3 separate regions of the Homo sapiens genome follow, and regions 1 and 2 are each linked to region 3. Evidence: chromatin loops called from intact Hi-C (ENCODE). Cell type or tissue: B cell. All regions are shown on one strand.

What was found. Hi-C counts contacts between places; a loop is a spot of excess contacts. Peaks named below come from ENCODE experiments on the same cell type or tissue, not always from the same donor. Only the 100,000 strongest peaks of a DNase experiment are listed, where the experiment ranks them.
Region 1: a loop joins it to region 3, with 10 times the contacts of the local background. A loop is called at or near these places in 2 of 110 quality-filtered maps.
Region 2: it touches region 3 in a loop (3-fold over the local background); 3 of 110 quality-filtered maps call a loop at or near these places.

The regions. Positions count from the first base shown.
Region 1 is chr6:106,158,968-106,166,967 of GRCh38, forward strand. No RefSeq gene overlaps it. Among named protein-coding and RNA genes, the nearest start is that of PRDM1, 77 kb to the left of the region's middle. RefSeq lists enhancers at 4,238-5,084, 4,546-4,625, 5,085-5,931, 5,356-5,455, 5,476-5,525 and 2 more. In B cell, CTCF peaks have their summits at 4,826 and 5,030; DNase peaks (open chromatin) are centred at 4,644 and 5,674; H3K4me3 peaks cover 1,852 bases; H3K27ac peaks cover 2,436 bases.
Region 2 is chr6:105,875,859-105,883,858 of GRCh38, forward strand. The region is part of intron 2 of LOC105377923 (a long non-coding RNA gene); the gene reads right to left. Among named protein-coding and RNA genes, the nearest start is that of PRDM1, 210 kb to the right of the region's middle. In B cell, no CTCF peak of the experiment used is centred here; DNase peaks (open chromatin) are centred at 333 and 4,513; H3K4me3 peaks cover 1,993 bases; H3K27ac peaks cover 2,320 bases.
Region 3 is chr6:105,989,105-105,997,104 of GRCh38, forward strand. It overlaps a transcript of PRDM1 not described here. Among named protein-coding and RNA genes, the nearest start is that of PRDM1, 93 kb to the right of the region's middle. RefSeq lists a silencer at 3,402-3,611 and enhancers at 4,142-4,676, 5,746-6,278. In B cell, no CTCF peak of the experiment used is centred here; DNase peaks (open chromatin) are centred at 3,487, 5,297, 5,707, 5,937 and 1 weaker place; H3K4me3 peaks cover 3,833 bases; H3K27ac peaks cover 2,536 bases; H3K27me3 peaks cover 2,918 bases.

The sequences.
Region 1 (8,000 bases), 170 kb after region 3:
GTATCATGGAATCAGGCCCACTGGGATCATTTTTTCTTTCTTAAGGTCACCTATGTCATAAAATAGCAGCTAATCATGGGAATAAAATCCATGGTATTCTCAGGGTGTATACACAAAGGAGGATGCAGGAAATCCTGGGTGCATCTTAGAATCCTGCCCACCACATCACCTTAAATATAAATGTGAGGCACTGGTGAGCTGAGGACAAATCCACTTTTGGACAATGGTAGCTGGGGAGGCCACTGTGTTTCTTTAATGAGTCTAGAAAGATGTCCAAGAGAAGGGAAAGCTTAGGAGTTCTTGGAAAGTTGGGAGGGTCCTGGAATTTCTGAAAGTAACTTGATGGTGTGGAGGGGTGGGTTTTCCCGGTTAAAAAATGGAGATGAGGAAGGGGGCTCAGGGAGTGGATGAGATGTGCAGGGAGTGGGTGGGAGTGCTGACGCTGAAGGAACCAGAGACTGGCATGGGTAGCAAAGCAGCAGGGAAGGAAACTCATCTGGGAGCCCCGAGTCAGGGCTGTGATTCTGATCTGCAGTGTGGGGAAGGTGCTGGTATGGCCGAGGCCCACGGCAGAGGGGATCACCTCAGTGGATGTGCTGGAGCGAGTGGAGGGTCCTGCTGAGACAAGTCTATGGGAGGCCGAGGAGAGCTGCGTGGCCTGCAGGAAGTCTGCCAGCTGTCGTGGAGGGAGACTAAGGAAGGCAGGGGCTTTGGCTGCTGGGCTACCATGAGGGTGAGATTTCCCAGAAGAATGTCTAGCAAAGAACTCTTGGCTATGAATAAAGGAGGAAACATTTTCCAAGAGACCACAGAGCCCAAGGCAGTGCCAAGTGCTGGCCCATGGGCCACAAAGTTAGCTGCTGACTCACCCTGTGACTACAGGCACCTTACTTGGCCTCTCACTGCCTTTGTTTCCTCATCTATAAAATGGAGACTAACAATAATTCTGCCACTGCTCAGTCTAAATAGCACATAGAGAACACTTTGCAGTCACTAGCTGCCAGGAATATGCCTCTGCCTTTTCGTGGGCTCTGCACTGTGGCTCCACCTGTAACCTGAACTAACCATTCGCTGCTGGGGAAGAACACAACACAGGTGCAGTGTAGCCTGTTGCGGCCCAGCCCTGGGTCAGGCTGGTTCGGAGACCCCTTCCCTAGCTGGACCCTGGGCCTCAGGAGAGTCACATCCAAACTGTGTGTAAGTCAAACAGCAATTCTTGTTTAGGAGACCACTTTGTGATACATAACCTCCTGCTAGATTCCTTCCTTGAAGGAATTTTCTTGGGGATTCCAAGTGAAGAAGTTTCCCCAAGTCACATGTAACTCACCCTTCACTTTCACTCCATCATTCATTTTGTTAGGCAAAGCCCAGGTGTCACTGTTGAAAACTTACCAAATGGTGAGCCTACTATAAAGCTTTGAAACAAGAGCCAAGCATTCGCTCACATTCCGTAGATCCCACAGATGTACTTTGGGTGATGGTTGTAGGAATCTGTAGGCAGGTGTAAGTCCATTTCCTCTCTGGGCCTAGATCAAGTCTAAAAACTCTCAAGACAATATTGGGCCGTTGTTGACATATCCTAGAACTTTCCAGATCCCAACAAGGTGCTTAGAAAGAGGTGGGCTGCTTTATCAAGGACTTTAAGAAGTGAGCAGTGATTTGAACTGAGAAGAAGCTCAAAGGAAAGGGGTTTGATGCCAGCTTCTAGGTCCCAGCAGAAGCCAGGACAAACCCTGGCAGAGAATTGATGTAGCTGGGGCTGCCTTACGATGTACCAAACCTCAGAGAGGAGTCAAAACCAACCCTTAGGCTTTTGTTCCAACCTCATGAGGACACAGTATCAGGAGCTCCTTGCATCCTGAGCAGGAAGGTCCTTCTGTGCCAGGACATGTCTTGTGGCCTGAAGGTGCTCCACTAATGGACAAGCATCGTCTAGGGACTGGATCTTCTCCATGTGGGGTCCTGGAACACAGTCAGGCCACGCAGTTGGGCAGCAGGGTAAAGTGCAATGCGGGGCTGCTCTTAGTGGGTCCACCTTGCCCCCACTGCCAGGACAGAGATAGGGCCTGCGGAGCTATTCTGGGGCATGGTGATGGGCTGAGGATGGGCCTTGGAGCCCTGTGATCACTCTCAGGGTGGCCTGGAACAGGCTGAGAGTCTTCTGGGTTTCCAGGTGGACAGGCTTGTCTTCATCCAGAGCCCCAGGACTCCTGCATTCTGCAGAAGTCTCTGGGTCCACCAGGGCACACGTTCAAAATGCTCTTCCTGTGGTCTCTCTGCTCAACCTGGAAGGCTCTTTCAGCATCTTTCTAGAATTGAGCAGAGTCTGGCTGTATCTTCAACCCTGGATGGCTTTGCCCACAGTAATTCTTGGTTCCTATATTTTTGTCCCTAAACACACCATCTTAGCCTCTAGAATTCTATGATGCCCCTGCTTTGTGAGCTGCAGCAATTTACCAACTTGCTTAATTCCAGGGTTGCTTTTTAGGGAGGAATACTCCCACAAACTCCACCACTAAGGGGCCATGAGACTTTGGGGCAGTCATAGCACTGCTTGGGACCTCAATTTCCTCATCAGTATAATGAGGAAACTGGGCTAGATGATCTCTAAGGTGCTTTTGGGCTCCAACATCCGTTCATCTATGATCCTACCATTCTGAGGCTTCCCTGTAGAGCTTCAGTTATTCATTCAACAAATGCTTATTCAGCAACTCCTGTGCTAAGTCCTGAGGATACACCGTGAACGAGATGTGGCTACTGTCCTCAAGGAGGAGGAAAGTAAAAATTCAAATTAAGAAAAAAAGACATATATAACTTTACTAAACAGTGTGAACTCAGTGGAGTAAGCTGTGACAGTTGAAGGGCCACCTCATTGTTTCCTGATTCTAGGGATCACTTCTCTTCATTGCCTGATGTCCAGTGTCTTGGAAACTGTTGTTTCATATATTTTGTCTGTTTTGTGTGTGTGTGTGTGTGTGTGTGTGTAGGGGTTGTTTCAGGCAGGAAGGTAAATTTGGTCTCCATGACTCCATATTGGCCAGCAGCAGAAGTCCTAGCAAACTTTTTTTTTTTTTTGAGACAGGGTCTTGCTCCATTGCCCAGGCTGGAGCACAATGGCACGAGCCCGGCTCACTGCAGCCTCAATTTCCTGGGCTCAAGAGATCCTCCCACCTCAGCCTCCTATATAGCTGGGACTACAGGCATGTGCCACCATGCTCAGTTAATTTTTTATTTTGTAGAGATGGGGTCTTGCTCTGTTGCTCAGCCTGGTCTCAAACTCCTGGGCTCAAGTGATCCTCCTGCCTCAGCCTCTGAAAGTGCTGGGATTACAGGCATGAGCCACCATGTCTGGCCTCCACCAATTTTTGATCATACAATCTAATTTTTAAAATTGGGCCTGCATCCCCATCATATTTATATTTATCTATAAATTTTATATGTGTACACTTGTGAATACATGTAGCATTAATCATATTTATTAGTAACAGTAAAGCTTAATTTATTTGTTGTTTAGATTGAAACACAGATAGAAATAGAAGTTAAGATATTTTCTTCTTGCACACCAATGGATCATCTGTGTATCTACACATCTAAGGCCAAAGGACTCAGGAAGACCAGTTCTGTGAACTTTCAAAATTGGTTGGAAAAGGTATCTGAGATACTTGGTACGGGTAACAGTACACATTTTGTTCTCAAATCAGAAACAGGAGATTGGTACACTTGGCTGATACCAAATAAAGCTAAGGTTCTACAAAAAGAGTCCTTTAAAAATAGTGTTTGAAAAAAAATTGCATTCCTTGGTCCTATTTGACAAAATTCCCACAATTTTCTCCCTTTACCTTGGTCATACCTTATTTAAATGTCAAAACTGTCCATAAATCTTAAAACGCATTCTCAGTGCTATATACTAGGCAATGTGGAAAAATGCAAAAAAAACCCAAAAAAACAAAAAAACCCTCTGAATACAAATGCCTATCCTGAGTTTAGCTATCTTTGCTTTCCTGCCTGTGTCATGAGTGGGATGCACCCAGGGGTGATGTCTTAGTCCATTTTGTGCTGTAATAACAGAATACCACAGACTGAGTGATTTACAATTAATAGAAATGTCTTGGCTCACAGTTCTGGAGGCTGGGAAGCCCAAGACTGAGGAGCTGGCACCTGGTGGCTACATCATCCCATGGCAAGAGAGCAAGAGAGTGAGAGAGCAAGAGAGTGAGAGAGCGAGACAGCGAGAGAGGGAGAGAGAGAGAGTGCGTGTGTGTAAAAGAGGGCCAAACTCCCTTTTTATAACCAACCTACTCCTGCAGTAACGGCATTAATTCATTCACTCTGCCCTCATGGCCTGATCATCTCTCATCAGGCCCCACCCCCGAACTCTGTTACAATGGGGATTAATTTTCCAATACATGCTTTTTAGGGGACATAGTCAAACCATATCAGGGGGACTTTAACCACCTGCACTTGAAGAGAAAAGGAGAGGGCACTGAATTAGGTCTGTACTTCCTTTCTGAGACTTTAGAAGATATCAAGAGACCTGGCTCACTCCTTTCCTCCAGCAGCCTGTTCAGCGTGGCCCTTGAGCTTGACTCACAAACAGCAGTGGAAAATAAGCAAGGGGAAGAACGTGCCTGCAGAGCCCAAAGTCAGCCTGTAGAGCTCAGGCTGGCAATCACTTTCACTCTGCTGCAGCAAGCACCCCTGGGGCTGCTGCCCAAGGATCAACGCAGCAAACCAGCAGGAAGTGGAATAGTCAGCAGAAAGGGTCAAGGAAACCTATCCTTTGTCAGACAGGAGCTTTATTTCCACTCTGGTCCACAGCCTCAAAGGGCAGCTGCCTCACAGGGAGAGTATTTGACCAAATCCGGTTTGCACGTTTGAAATAAGAACTCCATTTATTGCTCTCTGAAACCGAGTGCTAGAAGGCCCCATTCCCAGCAGCCTTGACACCCCCCGTCCCCTCCTACTGTGACAGTCCAGGTTGTTCCAGCTGCCCTGGCTGATGTCTGGCCCTCCAGGATGGATATGTGTCCAAGAAATCCCAGACCCATCCTCCACTTGGACGATTTTGCAAACCTTCACATAAGAACAGATTGCACAAGCGGTATGTGTGAGGGCTGACGGAAGAAAAAGGGAAGAGCTCTTTCTGCTTATGACTGGGACGCTGTTATTCATCAAGCTCTGGTGTTTCAAGTGAGTTTTGTGGATGAGGAGGCCAAGTCATGTCAGCACTAGAAACCTCCCTGGCCTCAGTCATATGTGCTACCCCACCTCTTCCCCACAGCCCCTGCCATTCCTTTATGAGGACCCTCCCTGTTTCGTGCTTTCACAGAGTAAAGCTGCTGTGAGTGGTGCCTTGAGTCACACCCAGCTCACACTGCCCCACAGAATCTGACACGAGGTCTGGGGTGAACTCTGTGGCCCTGGCCTCCATCTTCTGCCCTGCCCTTGCTTCCTGAGGTGGGCAGGAAGCGGGACTCGCGATGAGGGCTAGGCCCCGGCTTCTGGCAGTGGGGGAGTTTCTATCCTGCCCAAGGGGTTAGGGGAAGGAATGTTGGTCACATGAAATCCAGGGGCGGCTATGTAATGTGGGAGACAGCAAGCATCATGTTCCCACACTGTAAGTCATGATGACACTGTTAAAAACGACGGGTGGGTGGGGGAAAGTGAAAGAAAAAGAATAAGGGGGAACAGAAACCAAAGTGAGGCATACAGAGGCATCAAGCAAGACTAACGGCCAAGGTACGAAGAGAGGCCAGGGGAAGGGGTGGCCTGGAAGGGAGTCAGGAAAAGGCAGACGAATCAGACTGGGTAGGAGGAAAGGAATCAGGCCAAGGAAAACATAATGAGATGTGAAGAGAAGACACGATCATTTGGGGAGATGGCAGGGAATCTGCCACCAAGTACATCAACACAGGGTGTTGAAGGCCGGGGCCAAGAACACCTTTGGGGCATCACCCCAGTACAGCATGGAGCAGCACCTGACTGTGAAATCTGTGTCTCTGCTTGCTGGAGGCCTAACTAAATTCAGATGGAAAGGGTCTGTGAGACTCTTAGAAGAATAGAAAGGGGGATGGAAGTAGAGGGAAAAGACCAGAGAGACCCATCTGTGCTTCACAGCTCTTCACGAGTTCATTCCCAAGCAGGCTTTGCCTGTGGTCTTGTGGGTGATGCAAAAAATTAAGAAAATAAATAAAAATTTTAAAATAGGATCTTTGGCTTTTGTTCTCATAACCTAGGAGAGGGAACAGGTGCACATACACAAAGCACCAAGCAGCAACAATTTTATTGAGACTGTTCAGAGGACACAGTAACAGAATACTGGTTGAATGAATAAATGAAGACCAAAGAAAGGAAATGCAGAAAGGCTTTCTTGACCATGTCATTTGTCATTTTAAAAAATGCAGGAATTGGTCAGACGCGGTGGCTGACACCTATAATCCCAGCACTTTGGGAGGCCAAGGCAGGTGTATCACCTGAGGTCAGGAGTTCCAGACCAGCCTGGCCAACATGGTGAAACCCAGTCCCTACAAAAAAATACAAAAATTAGCCAGGCATGGTGGTGGCCATCTGTAATCCCAGCTACTTGGGAGGCTGAAGCGGGAGAATCGCTTGAACCTGGGAGGTGGAGGTTGCAGTGAGTTGAGATCGTACCATTGCACTCCACCTTGGGCCACAAGCATGAAACTCCGTCTCAAAAAAAAAAAAAAAAAAAAAAGCAGGAATTAAACAGTGTTGGTCAAAATGGATGAAAAATTCAAAAATGGACCAAGAAGGTACAATACCCAGGCTTGACAATAGCATAGCACAGGTTCTGAATCAAAGCAGAGAGCAGGAGGCATAGCTGCCAATTCTAGTCTTCTGGGTGAGCTGAATCTGCCTAGACATGGTATTTAACACCTTAAAAAAAATTTACCCCCTAGGAATCATATTTAGTATATAAAAGGCAACAAGGAAAGACTGGTTAGATGGCCCTAGAGGAGGCCAGTTTGCTAGCATGGAAGCAAGGCTTTCCTGAGGCTGCTGGTTTGGACAGAGACAGATGTTGGAAGACCACTGAAGAGCAAAGATCAGGTGAGTAACCTAGATTGGCAGGAGGCCAGATGCAAGAGGAGAGTGGTTGTATATGTGTGTGTCAAAGAGGCAAGGGCATTCAACTTTCAATTGAGAAAAATGAATAGGGGGGCTGGGCATTGTGGCTCACGCCTGTAACCCCAGCACTTTGGGAGGCTGAGGTGGGACAATCTCTTGAGGTCAGAAGTTCAAGACTAGCCTGGTTAACATGGTGAGACTCCATCTCTAAAAATAAAAGTAAAAAATCAGCCAGGCATGGCGGCATGTGCCTGTAGTCCTAGCTATTCTGGAGGCTGAGGTGGGAGGATTGCTCGTTCCCACCTATTCCCACTATCCACTATCTCTAAAAAGAAAATAAAGAGGAAAAATTGATAGTGAAGATGATGATTACAACAACTAACATTTGAGTGCAAACTGTGTGCCAGGTGATGTTCTAAGCACTTTACATATATTAGTTTATATAATCTTCACTACCACTCCCTGAAGTATTATTATTATTATTTCGAGACACAGTCTCACTCTGCTGCCCAGACTGGAGTATAGTGGAGCAAGCATAGCTCATTGCAACCTCAACCTCCCTGACTTAAGCAAACCTCCTACCTCAGCCTCCCAAATAAAGTTGCATGCCACCATGCCCAGCTGATTTTTTAATTTTTTGTAGAGATGGTGGTCTCACTATGTTATCCAGGCTGGTCTTGAACTCCTGGACTCAAGCGATCCTCCTGCCTTGGCCTCCCAAAGTGCTGGGATTACAGTTGTAAGCCGCCATGGCTGGTCTATTATTATTATTATTATTCTCATTATTATTTGCCTTTTATACAGAAAGAAATCCAAGCAGAGAGAGATCAAACAATTACCCAGAAATTAGCCCAGGACTCTAACATTAAACTCTACAACTCTCTCTGAAGTCATGAAAAATTTAATGTCTC
Region 2 (8,000 bases), 110 kb before region 3:
GTGTATATACACATATGTGTGTGTGTGTGTATATATGGTTGGTGCAAAATTAATTGCAGTTTTGCCATTCAAAGTAATGGCAAAGGCTGTGCAATTACTTTTGCACCAACCTAATATATACACCTACACACATTTTTCAAGGCATAATCCCATGCATGCACTGAGAGTTTCTTGGGATACCAGGCGTCTCTTATCCACCAAGTTAAACTTGTCTCATCCCACTTTGCCCTAGAGCCCTCAGAAGGATTGCAAGCAGAGTGCAGCCTCCCCTTTGTTCTGGCTGCAGCTGTCTCTGCCTGGATGAGCTCTCTAAGAGCCCAGGGTAACGGTCTTGACCGTGACTACTTACCGAGAGGCTATGAAAGGATAAACAGGCAGCCACATGAACGCAATGCTCTTTAATTACGTGGTCCCACCATGGAAGGAAGGCCGGCAGACAGGCAGACACATTCCAATTACACTAATACACCTTGTAAACATCAAATATTTTTATTCTGAGATTAAAGACAGCCTGTATCCTCACAACACTCCTGAGACCGTGCGTCTCAGGGCTGCCAGTGCTGCTGGTGAAACAGGATTTCCTTTGATTAAAATAGACTTTCATATAAATAACAGCCTCAAGTCTAGAGGTGGTCAAATGTAACTTCCACTGCAGACTGTCCACAATCTCAATTGTAGTTCTTAAAAATCTTTCAGAAAGGACAGGGTTCATGTTCTCAGAGGAAACTGATTAACCTAGCCTCGTTTTCTTCCAGTTTTTACCCTACCTATCCAGAGTCGGCAGTCAATTGGTTCCCTTGGTTAACGCTTGGTGGCAGTGGGCCTTGAGGCTTAAATCTGGTTGTTGTGTGGGTCACCTGCCTTCACTTGGTGTCAGCTCTTCCTGAGTCACAGACCGAGATGTTACTAACCCAGCCAAATTCTTTTATCCAGGCCAGCGGGGAACCAGTGACCTGAACGTGCAAGGTGAGTTGTCTGGGTACCTCGCCACTGGTTGTAAGCTAATCTGTAGAGAAAAAGTGATGAAATTCAGCAAAACCATTCATATGCCTTTCTGATAGTGAGCCTTTTCATGTGAGTCATCATCATAGGCAAAAAAGTCTTTGAAGCTCCTGATCCTATATCACAAATAAATGTTAGAACTAATAAATAAACTCCCAAAGAAATAGGTTCTCTATTTGAACCAATAAAACAACTTGTATAAGATGAAAACTTCTGGTCTACTCCATTCAGGCTGCTGTAACAAAATACCATAGACTGGGTGGCTTAGAAACCATAGAAATGTATTTCTTACAGTTCTGGAGACTGGGGGGTAAAAGATCAAGACGCCAGCAGATTCAGTGTCTGGTGAGAGCCCACTTTCTGCCTCATAGATGTTGCCTTTTCATTGTATCCTCACGTGGTAGAAGGGGTGAGTCTCTCTCTTGGGTTTCTTTCATAAGGGCACTAATCCCATTCATGAGGCCTGCACTCCTATGTCCTAATCACCTCCCAAAGGCCCTAACTCCTAATACCATCACCTTGGGATTAAGAGTTCAACATAAGAATTTATGGGGAGACACACATATTCAGACTATAGCACCATCTTAGTGCAAACAACTCCACGTTACAACGGTAGCTCTTTGTGGATGGTCTGCTAAATAGTTACAGGCAACCGAGTCTTTACACAGGCATTGCAGTGTCAATACCTAGGCAAGTTTAATACATAAAAAAAAGCAGACAATGAATCCTTGAAAACTATCCTATTGTGACATGAACCATCAACTCTAATTTCTATATCACATTAATTTGAATTTTTATATGTCATTTCTTCAAAGTGGGTGCCAATGCTACAAATTGGAGGAAATTATGCTTTATGAGTTCCTCTGCAAAACACAGTCTCTCTGGCACAGGGAGGTGATCTAGGAATCCAGATTCAGTGACTCTCCTGCTTTAGTGGCCCTTTATGGAAAAGCTCCAAGATACTTGGGGATACTCGAATGGCTCAAAAGACAAGAGGTGGGCAAGGTGGTCCTGAGAAAAGGCAAACCCATTTAGTTCCTCATGCCCACCCATGACAGTCCATCCCAGCTTAGGCTTTATATAGATTAAGGTGAACACCAAGGGAAGGCCCAAGGGCAAGGCACAGTGATTAAAGGGTAGTAAGATACAAGGTAAGTGTGAGATACAAAGAAGGGGCTTCCCTATACTTAACACATTTGGGTTAGGGAGATCATTAAGCTCATTGTTGACACTTTGGAAGCCACAGCATTCATTGGTTTATCCACTCAATAAATACCCTGACTACTTAGCTACTGTTTAACAGGTTCTGTGATGAGGGCTTAGGATAGAAACACAGGTTGGACAAAGCCCATGACTTCAGGGTGTTTATAGTCTGGTATAACAGACAGAGAAGGAAACACTGGGGGCAATAGAGCCCATCTGAAATGTGTCTTAGGAATATCACTATGGTTCAGGAGGAAAGAACATATTTGAGGAAGATCAGACTGAAAGCAGGGAGACCAGGTAGAACATTATCGCCCAAGTTCAGGATTAAGGCAACCGGGGCTTGTACTATGGCAGTGACCATGGGAACGGAGAAGAAAAGAGAAGCTGGATCCAAGTCTAGGGGCCAAGTTTATGAGGCTAAATTGTGACAGGATTTAAGGAAAGAGGAAGAACCACATCTAGAATGACACCTAGGCTATTGGGTGCTGGAAAAGGAATACAGGACAGTGGGAAGGGGGGCGGTAGGGAGCAGTTTTGGGGAAAGGTATGCCGGATGATTTGAGATTGGAATGTTTTGAGTTCAAGCTTCCTGTTGTACGCTTAAGTTAAAGTGCAGAAGAGAAGTCAATGCTGAATAAATATATCTAGGAGTCGTCAGGTTACTAAAATAAAGAGAACAAATGAGATCTCCCAGGGAGAACACAGGGAATGGAAAGGAAGGCAAAGAGGCTCTGAGCAAGGGGTGGTGACGGGCGGCACCATCACAGCACAGAGGCACACTAGACATGTTTTTCAATTAGAAAAGAGTCTGGTGGAAAAACCACAATGAGATATCATCTCACCCCAGTTAAGATGGCTATTATCAAAAAGTCAGAAAATAGCAAATGCTGGAGAGGATTCGGAGAAAGGGGAATGCGCATACACTGTTGATGGGAAGGTAAATGAGTACAGCCACTGTGGAAAACGGTATGGAGGGTCTTCAAAACTCTAAAACAGAACTACCACATGATCCAGCAATCTGACTGCTTCACAGAGATCCAGAAGAAAGTAAATCACTATATCAAAGAGATACTGCACTTCCATGTTTATTTCAGCACTATTCACAATAGCCAGGATATGAAATCAACCTAAGTGTCCATCAAAGGATGACTGGTAAAGAAAATATGATACACACACACACACACACACACACACACACACAGTGGAATATTATTCTTCCAAAAAAGTAAGAAAATCCTGTCATGTGTAGCAATATGGATGGAATCAGGAGGACATGATGTATAAGCCAGTCACAGAAAGACAAATATTGCATGTTCTCACTCGTATGTGGGGCTTAAAAGATTTGATTTTATGGGCGTGGTGAATACAGTAGTGGTTACTAGAAGCTGGGAAGGGTAGTGGGATGAAGAGGGGTTGGCAACAGGTACAAAAGTACAATTGGATAGAAGAAATAAGGTCTAGTGTTCAGTAGCACAAGAGGAAAACTATAGTTAACAATAATCTATTGTATATTTCAAAATAGCTTGAAGATTTGGAATGTTCCCAACACAAAGAGATGATCAATTTTGAGGTGATGGCTGTTCCAGTTACCCCAACTTGGTCATTACACATTGGATGCTTTTATCAAAATATCACATGTACCCCATAAATATGTACAACTATTATATATCAATGAAAGAAGCTTAAAGTGTTTTTTTAAGAGTCTAGTGGAAAAGCAGAAGATGAGTGAAAATAATAAAGGAATACTAAAGATGGAGAGATTGCCCTGTAATAAGCATGGTACATTTCTGCTAAAATTTACTGTATTTGATTATAAATACCAAATTCTCACTAAGTTCAATAAACCTTTTCTAGTTAAAAAAAAATTATTTGTTCCTTTTTCTTAAACTTTGTGTGGGGATTGTTGCATTAAAAGTGACTTCATTTCCAATTCCAAAATAGTTTTTACTTTTTGTAAAAACTGAAAGTGATGATGCTTCTGAGCAGAAATGGGTGAGTATGTTGAAGACTGCCTTCTTTTGTGAAATCAAGTTCATATCAAACACTTTTTGGCTAGAATTACTAATGCATTACGAAGACTCCTATTTCTTTAAATAGAAAATAAAAGTCCACTTTCCCATAACTTAGATCAGGAAGGCTGCTTCTTGTTGGCCGGGGGTTTTTTATAGTTGCAGCTTAAATTCAGGATGATTTTTATGAGGCAAGGAAGACGTAGATCCTTCTGCAAAAAGAGGAACTTTCACAATTAGTGAAAACCAAGAGTGCTGACACGAGGGACTGGGGAAGATGCTATAACCACAGCGCGTGATGAAGGGAAGACAGCCCTCAGCCACCTTCCCAGCCTGTGCCGGAGCACACGCGCCCCCGCACTTACTGACACTCTTCACGTGTCGGATCTGACTCCTGAAGCAGGTATCACGAGAAAGAGCAAAATGCCCATCTTTGCCTTTAATATTGAAACCAGCTGTGTTGATTCCTCTCTGACCACCTCTCCCTCTGCCTCCCCCAAGTAGTTCACACAGATAAAATGTCTTCAGGACAAACAAGCAACCTTTCAACTTCATGGCTTATTAGCAAAAAGCCTTTTGAAGGCTTCTTTTCAAAAGCTGCAAGTACCCAGTAGAGGCCATGGTGATATAAAAAAGGTTGTTCTTCTCTTAGAAGGAGAAACTTCAAAGCAATCCCTGACATCCCAGAATTCGCTGCTTTTCCAGTAAATATCTGTTTGGGCCAGAGAATTTCAAGCTTTTGGATAAATTCAAAGATGAAGAGCCTGTATTTGGCGCAGCATTTCTATTTGTGTTCTGCACCAGAAAACCTCATCAACTGCATGTATATAACATCACAAGCTGATCACTCAGAGTCAGAGGGGCAAACGTTCACTTTGGCTTTGCTGAGCCTTTCCTTGAAGAGCCAAATCCAGCAAGGACATAGGCAGGCTCCTGAGGCAGGTGTGATGGAGGTGAACACAAGGCGGCAGGGGTAGGAGAGGAGTCTGTGCTCAAAAGGAGGGTTCATTGCAAATTCACTGGTGGGCAACCTTGTGGAAAGGAAGGTTTAAAGTATTTGACTCACAACTTTTAAGGATGCAAGAAATACTGTGAAGTATTTGCCGTATTAATTATGAGTCATTTATATGTATTTGTTAGAGGACTTATATTAAGAAACCGGAGGGTTTTCATTTTGCGGGGGTGTTTTTGGTAATTTGTCCCCCCTGCCAACCCTCACTCATCAGATGTCCTTTCTGTGTCCAGCCTGGGCTCCAATTTCACCATCTTTCACAGACTTGCCACAATTTTCCCTCCTAAGCTTCAGCAGCAGCTCAGGTGGACTATTACTGGTTTTCTGCTGGCACAAGTTACCTTCCATTCTATAGAGATCAATCTCAAGCAAAGCCCTTGAACAACATCTTTTCGATAGGGAGAATTGTTCACTTGTCCATCACTGACTGCTGCCCTGGGTGAGATCTCTAGCTCTCTGTCTATAATCACAACAAGCACATCATGCACACTCTTCCTTGTCGTATGCAAAGTAAAATCTCAAGATCACTAATGCAAAAGAATTCAAGGGCCAACCAAAACCAAGAGAGTAAAAAGATACTGTCTTGAGGAACAAAATGGAGGCAAAATATTGACAGAGTGGTGACATTTATTGGAAGAATTGAGATTTAATTGAAATGAGCACAGAATGAGAAGTTAGAAGCCCATCCTAACCCTGCTTTTGCCACTAACTCACTGGGCAGTTCACTTCCCCTTTGCTCGAGTCTCTCCATTGTATAATTTGAATTATCCACCCACCTATCTGAGATACGCAAAGTTACCTGTTTTGTTTATTCAAATACATATTCGTACTGAATTTTATATTTGGTTAGTGTGAAAAGCAGTATTTTTCAAATATGTATTCCTTAGGAAGAAATTAAGTCTCCAATCTTCTTAGTGTCTAAGGAATAGGGTCACCTCGCAATTACAGGGTCAGTAGTGGTCCTTTGCCCACCCCTGGGACCCTTAAGCCTGGACAAATAATTTTTTTATTTTTTGCAGCTAAGAAAGTCTGGCTTGTAGTTACAGATTAAATCTCATAGGCATCAGTACTTGATGATGTGACCGTGGGTTTAGAGTTCAGTTGCTGAAACTCAACTTCAGTCAGTTGAGCCAATGGGAATCATGCTGTAGACAATGAGCTCATGCTATCCAAATCCATCTGAGAACAATTGATCAAGCAGAACACAAAGGAGCAAATGAGCTGGCCTGGTTTGGGAACAGAGACTACTCATCCATGGAGGTTTCTCTTTCCCATCCAGTTGACCCATCTTGGATCAATTCCTTAGTGAGCTCAACTTCAGATCAGAGGAAGCTAGTTGTTTTTAAGGGAAGCTCCTGCTGGAAACACTCTTGGAGAGTGCTCTTCTCTTCCAAGGGAAATTTCTATACCAAGAACTGAGGCTGACTGCCCTGAAATAGAACACACTCTTGTCTAAATACAGCTGGCAACACTTCTTATTCCCTGGCTTGCCTCCTCCTAGTCCCTGTACACAACATACCTTCCTATTACCACAACTCAACATTTACTCCAGTTGAAATGCAGCCAGGTCGTTCATAGCTTTCTTAACATGGTACATTCCAGGCTTTTGCTTACAAGATCCTGGGGCTGTTAGCAGGGTCTTAACAAACCATCTCTTAAGGTAATCACAAACCATCTCTTAAGGTGATCACAAACCATCTCTTAAGGTAATCTCCATTTTCTGTTGATCCTTTTCAGTTTCCCTTTCACAGGAGAAGTTTCCTCACCTGGTCCCCAAATTTTGAGGGCATGCCTTCTAAGCCTGCAACTTCCACAAGGGACTGACTACACACACATACCCCAGGGGTGCCTCTGAGGACAGAGTCAAAATGCATTTCATATGCATTACACACAACTGGTCATTTGTAAATGATTTACACCGTATCATAAGAGAAATCAAACCCACAAAGGCCATAATTAGCTTTATCTCAGGAAAGAATGGTATATTGCATAGTTCCCAAATGACACAGTCCATGAACCAGTTGATTCAGATCAATACAATTGTGTGTGTGTATACGTATATACATTCCTTGATCTCCACATCAAATCTACAAATTAGAATTTCTTTTGGTAAGACCCAAGAATCTACATTTTTTACTTTCCTGGGCATTTCTTATATTTTTCTGGCTAGAATCGGAGCTCTGCTACAACCTGGAACATGCACTGGGAAAGTTACTAAACCTCTCTGCGCCTTGGTTTCATTTTCTGTAGAATGTTTATAATAGCTACCCCTTAGAATTTCTGTGAGATATAAATGAGATAGTATGAGGGAACTGCCCAGAACGAAGTAGCTACTTTAGATATGGTAGCTATCAGTAAAATTATAATAAAACAGCAATGCAAATGAGAAAGACCCTGTGTCTGGAGCAGAAAGAGCCAAGCCAAGAGGGACTGAGCACAAGAGTGGGCAACACACGGAGGGGCAGATGCAGCTGAAGGTGCCGGGGCTCCATTCTCCCAGTAGGCAGAATGTGGCATCCAAGTGTAGCCAAGCTGCCAGCATACGAAGCATGACAGGAAATAGTAGTGCTGTCCCAGCTGGAGGGAGGATTTTAGCACAGGGGATTCAAGAGCCTCAGAAATCCAGACCCACATGCAGCCTCAAGGAAGCAGGTGACCAAGCCCTGGTTACCCCACTGGAATTCCACAGCAGGCTTCCAGTCCTTCACAGTCAGAACAAGGGGTCATATGATGCAGGCTGGTTCCAAAGACAGGGACTCAGGTACACAGAA
Region 3 (8,000 bases):
TTTTGCTCAGCAATGTATTCGATGTACATGGCATACAGTAGGTATTTATTAAATGTTTCATGAATTAATGAATAGACCTAGGAGAAATGATAAGTGGGGTTTTTTTTAAGCACAAAGAAGCCAAGGGCAAGAAACAACCAGAGATAAATTCCTTCCATCTCGTTTATTCAATCTAGTGAGGAAGTCTCATTAGTGAATAGTGCAGGGTAGCAACTGGCCAGACAGCTGAGTTTGAAACCCAGCTCCGTTATTTACCAGCTGTGTGACTTGGGATAAGTTACTTAACCTCTCTGAACTTCATTTCCTCTTCTGTAAAATAGGTACAACAGAGCTCCCTTGTAGGGTTGTTTTAAGAATTAATAAACATATACGCCTGATATTTGGAGGTACTCTACAAACAAACATTACCATTCATTCACTAAGCTTTTGAGGGCTTGCTATAGGCACTGGGGATACAAAAATAAACCAAAATCCTCCCTCAAGATGTAAGATTCTTAAGTAATATGGCAACTACAATAACAGAGATAATCACAAGGAGCTATGGGAGCAGAAACTCAGCTGCAGAGAGGGATGCAATACAAAGAAAAGCAGCACGTCTTTAAAGACCATAGGGCTGAACAACACAACTTGTAGGGGAGAGTGTGACCACCACAAGCAGTTGGCTTCCCATTAAATACAAAGTCTCCAACTTAATACAATGGCTAATGAGGGCCTGTCCAAAGGCACACTCCCCTGTTGTCTCTCTGCCCTCATCTCTTGTCATTCTCCCTGCTCTCTTTTTGCCTCTCCTGGGTATGCTAAGCACGCTCCTACCTCAGGGATATGCACGGGCTGTCCCCTCGGTGTAGATATTTTTCCTCTGTTTCTTCACATAGCTCACTGCCTCATCTTTTGCATCTTTGCTCAAAAGTCACCTTTTCAATAAAGCCAACCCTGACCAACCTATCTAGAATTACCCTCCCTCGTCCTATCAATTGTGCTTACTTATGTTTATTGTTTACTGATGTGATCCTTCCCATAACATAAGCTCCACAAGGGCAAAGATCTTAGCTTTTTTTTCCCTGAGACATCCCAAGTGGCTAGGACAGTAGCTAGCACACAGTGGTGTAGAATGAATGAATGAAGTGTGGCTAGAATGTGAAGTCAGGGCAGGAAGGAGAGAAAGGCAAAGCCAGAGAGAGGTACAGAGCCTTAGAATGGTGGTAAAGAGCTTAGATTTTTATCTGGTAAGTAATAGGAAGCCTATAAAGGTGAGTGGCATGTCCAGATCTGCTTTTCAGATAAGTCACTCAACAAAGGACTGGAAGGAAATGATAATGGCAGAGGCTTACAGTGAAGAGGCTGCTGCAGCAAGGGAGCCAGGGAGCAAGACAAGGAAGGCCTAGACTGGAGCAGCAGGAATTAGAAAGGAAGGGAAGGGGCATATCTGAGGCACAATTAGGAGTTTAAATCAGGCAGGACTTGATAACTGACTTAAAGTGGAGGGCAGAAAAAGAGAAGATTCGAGCATGGCTTCCAGGTTTGTAGTATGGATGACTGGGAGGTTGAACTAAGTAAGATCTAGAATGTCCAAAGGGAGAATGGTAGGAGAGGTGATGAGTTTAGCTCCATATATATCCAAGCGGTTTCTTTGTCATTTGTGAAAGAGGGAATTTGGAGCACAGAAGAGAAGTTTAGACCAGAGATATTCTTTCTAGGTGACCTAGTGATAATTATATTAATTTTAAAGGGAAAACAACTTTCATTTCAACCATCCAAATTGGCTTCCAAAAGCAGGAATTAAAAAACAGCTATATTTTAAAATTAACATTTTACATATCTATTCTATGTCATTTTTTTCCAGATAGCAAAACAAAAATGATCTTTTTGGTTATTTAATTAATTCTTATTCTGGACTGCACTTTTTGGTAGATTTTCAGCTAACTTCCCAGAGAAAATAATAATCTCTTCCCCCAAAAGAGTTACCATGTTTGCTTGTGAAATAGCTAGTGGGATAAGACCATACCCTTTCATTTTGTAAAAGTATAAGGGAGAAGTTAAGGAAATTCAAAGGCCATATTATATATTCAAAACAAATTTGAGGAAATACTTTCAAAATGATGTGTAATTAGTTAGTGGAAGTTACTATCACGACCAAAGATTGAAGCAAATTGCTTTATAAGCTTTCCCTTCTCCCTAATCAAACCTGTATATAAAAATAAAGCATGGAAGAATGGACAATACTATATTGTCACTTAAAACTACACACAGGAGGAAGCATAACTTGTTTAACTTTAACAATAATAATTTATCGAGCATTTACTTTGTACCAGTCATTGTGCTAGGCAACTGTCAACACTTTACCTGGTTTCTTCTTACCCTCTGAAGTGTACAAATAACAAATAAACAACAACAACAAAAAAAAAAAACAAAAAATCCCAGAAGTCTTAAAGTTTGAGCAACTTGCTAAAAGTTTTCAGGTGTTGGAGAAATCTTTTTAGAGAGGAGAAAACAAACCATTTTTTTTCCTTTCAAAGATCCAATTATTTATTGCAACTTGCCCTGACTTGTTACAGATGGACACTTGAAGGTCACCGTAGGCAAAAGAGCCTGACTGGTTCACAGGTTGCTGCTGTGCTTCAGAACCTAGTAAGTCAGGCACTGGAAAATGTGCAACATGTAAAATAACACTGTTATATAAATGTAAGAACAAATGAATGGGCCAAGCTCATGTTAGTGATCTGGAATGGTTTCTTTCTATAGGTGAACTTATTTAGGACTATGGAAGAATGTTTTAGTCAGTGACCAGCCGCGATAATGACTGATAAGGGCGGTTAGTGATAAGCGATAAGGACAGGTACAGACATAGGACCGCTGGCTGGGCTCATCCAGAGCTGGCGCGCAGCCCTCTCCCTGCACTCGTACTGAACTGAGTCCAGTCCAGTCCCCCACAGGTTAGAGGTGAGACGGAAGCCATCGTGAGTTTGTTTTTTCAGCGAGTGCCGTTTCCTAGGTTGGATGACAAGCCAGCTTTGGTGGCCCTTCGCTCTCGCTACCCTAATAAACTACCTGGAGCAAGTCCTTCTTCAGAAACAAATCACCACGTCAGCGCTCGGAGGGTGAAGCCCCTACTACTTTCTACTTTTGGTTGTGATGCTGGAGGCCCTTACAATTTCGCAGAACGTTTTGTGGACGCGCGAGCTCAGTGTTGCCCTTGCAATGGGGAAAACACCTGCTTTCCGGGTCCTCGTCCTCCCGGGAGCGCGGACCCTGAACAGCCCCCGTCCGACCTCCCCGGCTCATCACCCCCTTCCAGAAACGCATGGAGCTCTTTTTCTTTGGACTGCCTCTTTTTTGTACTGGCCATCTCAAAATCAAACAAAACAAAAAACAAAAGAAAACAAAACAATATCACTCAGGTGTGAAGCCCCAGTGCAGAAAGTGAAAGTGGGACTAATCCCGGCTGCTGCAGCACCGCCGAGTGAGCGCCAGGGAGGGGCGGGGCTCCAGGGCACGGCGCCCGGTCACGTGACGCGCGTCCGCCCAATCCCAGCGGGCCCTCGCCGCGCGCAGAGCTGGGCCTGGGTAGCTCTTCTCTCTCAATGAAAGCTATATTTTGGGCTGTTACCACCTAAACGCCATGTGGAAACAATGCACCTCCCTCCACTTCAGGTCCCCCTTGCCTGTAAACCTCGAGAGCTGGACGTCCCTTAGCCTGGGAGTTCCTGGACACTGTGCACAATCACTCGTCAACCGCTACCTACTAGGTAGGCGGGAAAGAGCTTTGCTTTCTAGGCGTGTGTCTCCAGATGGGCCCAGGAAAGATAGGGCCTCAGTTCTCTCTGGTTTGTTTGCTGGGGAGGGAGTTAGAGCTGTAAGCCTCCTTCCTCCAAAAGGATGGTTGGAGGGAGTCCGAAACCTTTGGGTCCCAAGACATGACCTAAGGAGTCCCGCTGTCGCCACTCTTCCCGGTTTGGTAGAGGGGGCCCGTGAGTGGCATTTAGCTCTCGCAAAACTGGGCAGATAGACGCACATGTCGACCCTCCTTTTACAATATTTCAAAATAATTCTGCATTGTTTCTCTACTGGAATCGTTAATTATGCATAACTCAGTATCTTAATTTAAAGGAACTGAAGTCCTAACTTTGGGTTAGGTTCTCTTACAAAGACTTCAGGGATGTTTAGCTGGCATCTCGGGTTTGATCCCCAAAATCCACCACGAAACAAAAGCTAGCTTTCCTAAACTCAGTAACAATAGGAGAACTGGTTTAAGCCACCTCTGGGTAGGCAACCCCCACCCCTAAAGCCCTCCTTACTCCAACCTGCCCCTAGGTATGTTTGTGTAATCAGAGACTGATTGTAGCTGCTTTGACGTTTCTCCTCGGGAAAGCTTAGTTTGCATTCATTGAAGTTGCTTGCTTTCTAGGTTCATCTAGGCCAGCAGGGAAGGTGCCACTTGGAAGATTGCTGGGTTTCCTGCTTCGAAGTCTTCAGGAGCGGGCTGAGCTGCGCTGGTGTGCCGCTTAGGACTGCAATGAGGAGGGTGACGTTAGAAGGTCTTTAAAACGTTACGTTTACTATTTTAGGAAACAGATTTTCAAAGAATCAAGGGTAGGGGACAAAATACATTTGGGCTAGGATTTTAGTGAAGAGGGATCACGCCCAGAATGAGGGATAGTAAAAGAGTGGTGGTATGGGGCTCTGATATCGCTTAATCTGTAATCTCCGGCAGTGTTGATAGCTCTCCTCTGGCATTAATTCTTCAGTCTTTTAAAACGGAGTAGAAAGGGACGTTGGATTGATCATTACGGTTTGTTTGGAGAATAGAATTTCGTGTCACCAACTTGGAAGGGTAAATGAATTGCAGAGTCGGATACAGCTAATTTGGGGGAATGTAAGCTGGATGTCTTTTCCTAATTTATGAAACGTGAACGGGGGTAAGGTATTTATTTGTACGCTAGTTGAAGTGGGGCAGGAGCACTGATTCCTGGACAGTCACTCAAAAGCTGCGCCCAAAGTTTTAAAAAGCGCGGGGACGGTGGAGAGGGAGGCGAAGAGCCCGCGCTGCTGGGCTGGGCTCGGGTGCCGCGCTGGGGACGCCGCATCTACTGAGCGGTCGCCGAAGACGCCGGGAGGCGAGGGGCGAGGTAAGACGCCGCCTAAAGAGGCCCGGGCTCTCCCCCGGGGTCGTTGTTGGAAAAGCAAATTCCACGGTGAACTCTACCAAGCTCAGCGCGTACACAGCTAGCGGCTCTGGATTGGACTGCATTCGCCTAAATTGCGTAATTAAAAAAAAAAAATACACCACTGCCACCCTACAGCGACGCTTCCGCTGGAAGACGAGCGGGGACGCGTGACAGCGCGGGGATAGCTTTTCTATTACGTTTCTTGTTCTCCGAGCTCGAGCCCCCTTTTAAAAAGTCGCTCACCAAAAACGGGGTGGGGGATGGAGGTGGGGACGAGAAGTTTCCGAATGCTGAGTTCATTTGGACGAGGTGAGGAGAACTAGGGTCCTAACAGCAGGTCCAGAGGACTCTCGAGATAGGTTTAGAGCCCGTCCTTTTGTCTGGAGTGTCGCGGGACTCCAGAAGTGGGTTGTGCAAGACAAACTTCCAGATAAATCTTTGCCCGGATCCTCCTGCGGTCAAAGCATCAGTCCTGCCCGTAACTTCCTAACGACATCTTCTTGGAGCAGATTCCGCGGCGGGGATGGCTGGGTGTGCAAACCGAAAACAGTTTGTCAGCCCTCCAGTCCCGCCGCGTCGGGAATGCGAGCCCGGCCACGCGGTCCGACCGGGTCCGGGGACGGCGCGCTTGTCGCGGGAGCCTCCCGGCTTGCGGAGGGCTTGAGTTTTTTGGCGGAGACAGAGGAAAGCCTCTGGTCGAGAGGATTAGAGCGCGCGTTTTCTCCGCCGAGCACGCTGCCCGACGCCGTCGCAGCCGCGCACTTCCCGGTTTTGAAAGCCAGAGAGATGAGTCAAGCGCAAAAGCTCCGGAGTGACAATGCGAGCTTTTGGCCAGCCTCATCCTCCTCCCCATTCCCTTGCCTTCTTTTAGGTCTTCGGTTCGTGACAAGTGCATAGGTTAGGCTTGCACGGAAGAGGGTCGGGGCAGGTGCCAGCTCAGGGCACCTACCCGGCGTTGTCACGTTCCCTTTGGGATCAATGATCTTTCATAACTAGGCTGGGCATGTTCGTGCAGCCCTCTGGGCACTCTGGGGGACGTTCTCATAAGGCTTTTTTTCTTTTCTTTTCTACCTTTTAACAGAACCTTCTAGGAAAAGTGTTTTTTAAAGTTTTAAATATACTGATGTCTACAGAAACGGATAACAAAATTTCAAAGCGGAAGGGAGGAAACAAAAGGAAAAGGTGTTTTACTTGGCAGTCATTGCTGAAGCTACCATAGTGTAGGATAGAGGAAGAGCGTTTCAGAAGAGAATTGGTTAAGTAAAACCTTCAGCTGTAACGTAATAGAAAAGACACAGTAAATGGGAAAAATAATAAAATGTACACTAGATACATTACACAGACGATTGAGAACTTATGCTCCCACTGAAAGCCTCTTTCTCCCAGGGAGAATATTTATGGAGGAAAATTATTTAGTTATTTTCACAGTATTACATTGTCCTTTGAATGAAAGTTTTTTTTTTTTAATCAGTCAGCTAGACTTGGTTCTTTAATTAGGAGGCACAATGAAGTTTCTAACAGATGTTGTCAGCCACAAACTCTGATCCAAAATAATAAGTGTAACTAATTTTCGGGGACAATCTTTAGTTTGTAAGGCCTGAAATTAAAATACGATGCTTTTAAACACTGTGGTTCAAAAATGTAGGAAAACATTTGTTCCAGATCTTATAGTGGCACCATTTCCTTGCTCTGTGTTGGAAAAGCCTTAAGTAGGATATGACCCTTCTCTCTCACTCCAAAACCTCTTTTTTCAAACTTGATTTCTTTCTGATCTTAGAAATTCTACTTTAAAAATATTTCCTGATTTTTAAAAGTCAGCCAGATGAGGTGAAATCCTTAAAATATAACATATTCCTGATCAGATCACATAACTTTTCTCATAAACTAAGTCTTATAAAGAATATGCTTAAGCAACTCTTCATCTAAATATAGCTTTCAAATATGTATAATTTAATCTGAATCGGTGTTGTCAAACTTCCAGTACCCTGAAATATAAGCACAAAGATCAAATTATCTATAATTGTCAGATAAATGTGGTAGCCACTGGTTCTGCTTGGTGTAGTAAAAATTAATTAACAATTAATCATTTTTAAATTGAATATACAATGTTAAGACAAAATATTGAGTGGGATGCTCTAATATATCCAGTTCTTAATTCTTGGCATGGCATCATGACTTCTAAACTCTATATGGTGTGTTGAAGATTTGAAGATTTGTCATTGTAAGTTACCTGTTTCCTACACATTGGAAAGAGGGGGAAGTTAATACGTTTTCTATAGCATTCAACTCCTCTGCTGCCAAAACATCTTATAGTTTGGACTGCATTTTAATATATGCCATATTTTGAAATCTATTTGGTTTTGAACAAGCTGCAGCCTCTGTGCAAATAACCTGTCATCCTTTAGTGGATCTTTATGGCTATTTTAAATAAAAGTTTTTTTAAAGTGCCAAGAGAGAACATTACAAAGTGAGGTCTGTCTTCTTGGGATTCTATATCTATTTGAGGGTGAAGGGTAGATAGGGCTGATGTTACATCTTTTGACAGAGGGCTAGTAGAATCCTATGTTTCTGACACAAATTAAATGTGATTTCCGCCAAATTGACTGTCTCCTGGCGTGGAGGCACATCACCACGATTTTGGTTTGCCACATTGAAATAAATAAGAAAACAAAGGCTGGACTTGCAAAAGCTACTACTTATTTTTCAGCTTCTTTAATGACTAGGATTCTTTCACTTATCTGCCCTGGACTACACACTGACAGGCTGCTGGAATTCTGAGCAGTAAAAAAATTCTAGATGGCCAATATAATTTAAATGACAAATGTGTATTGAGCA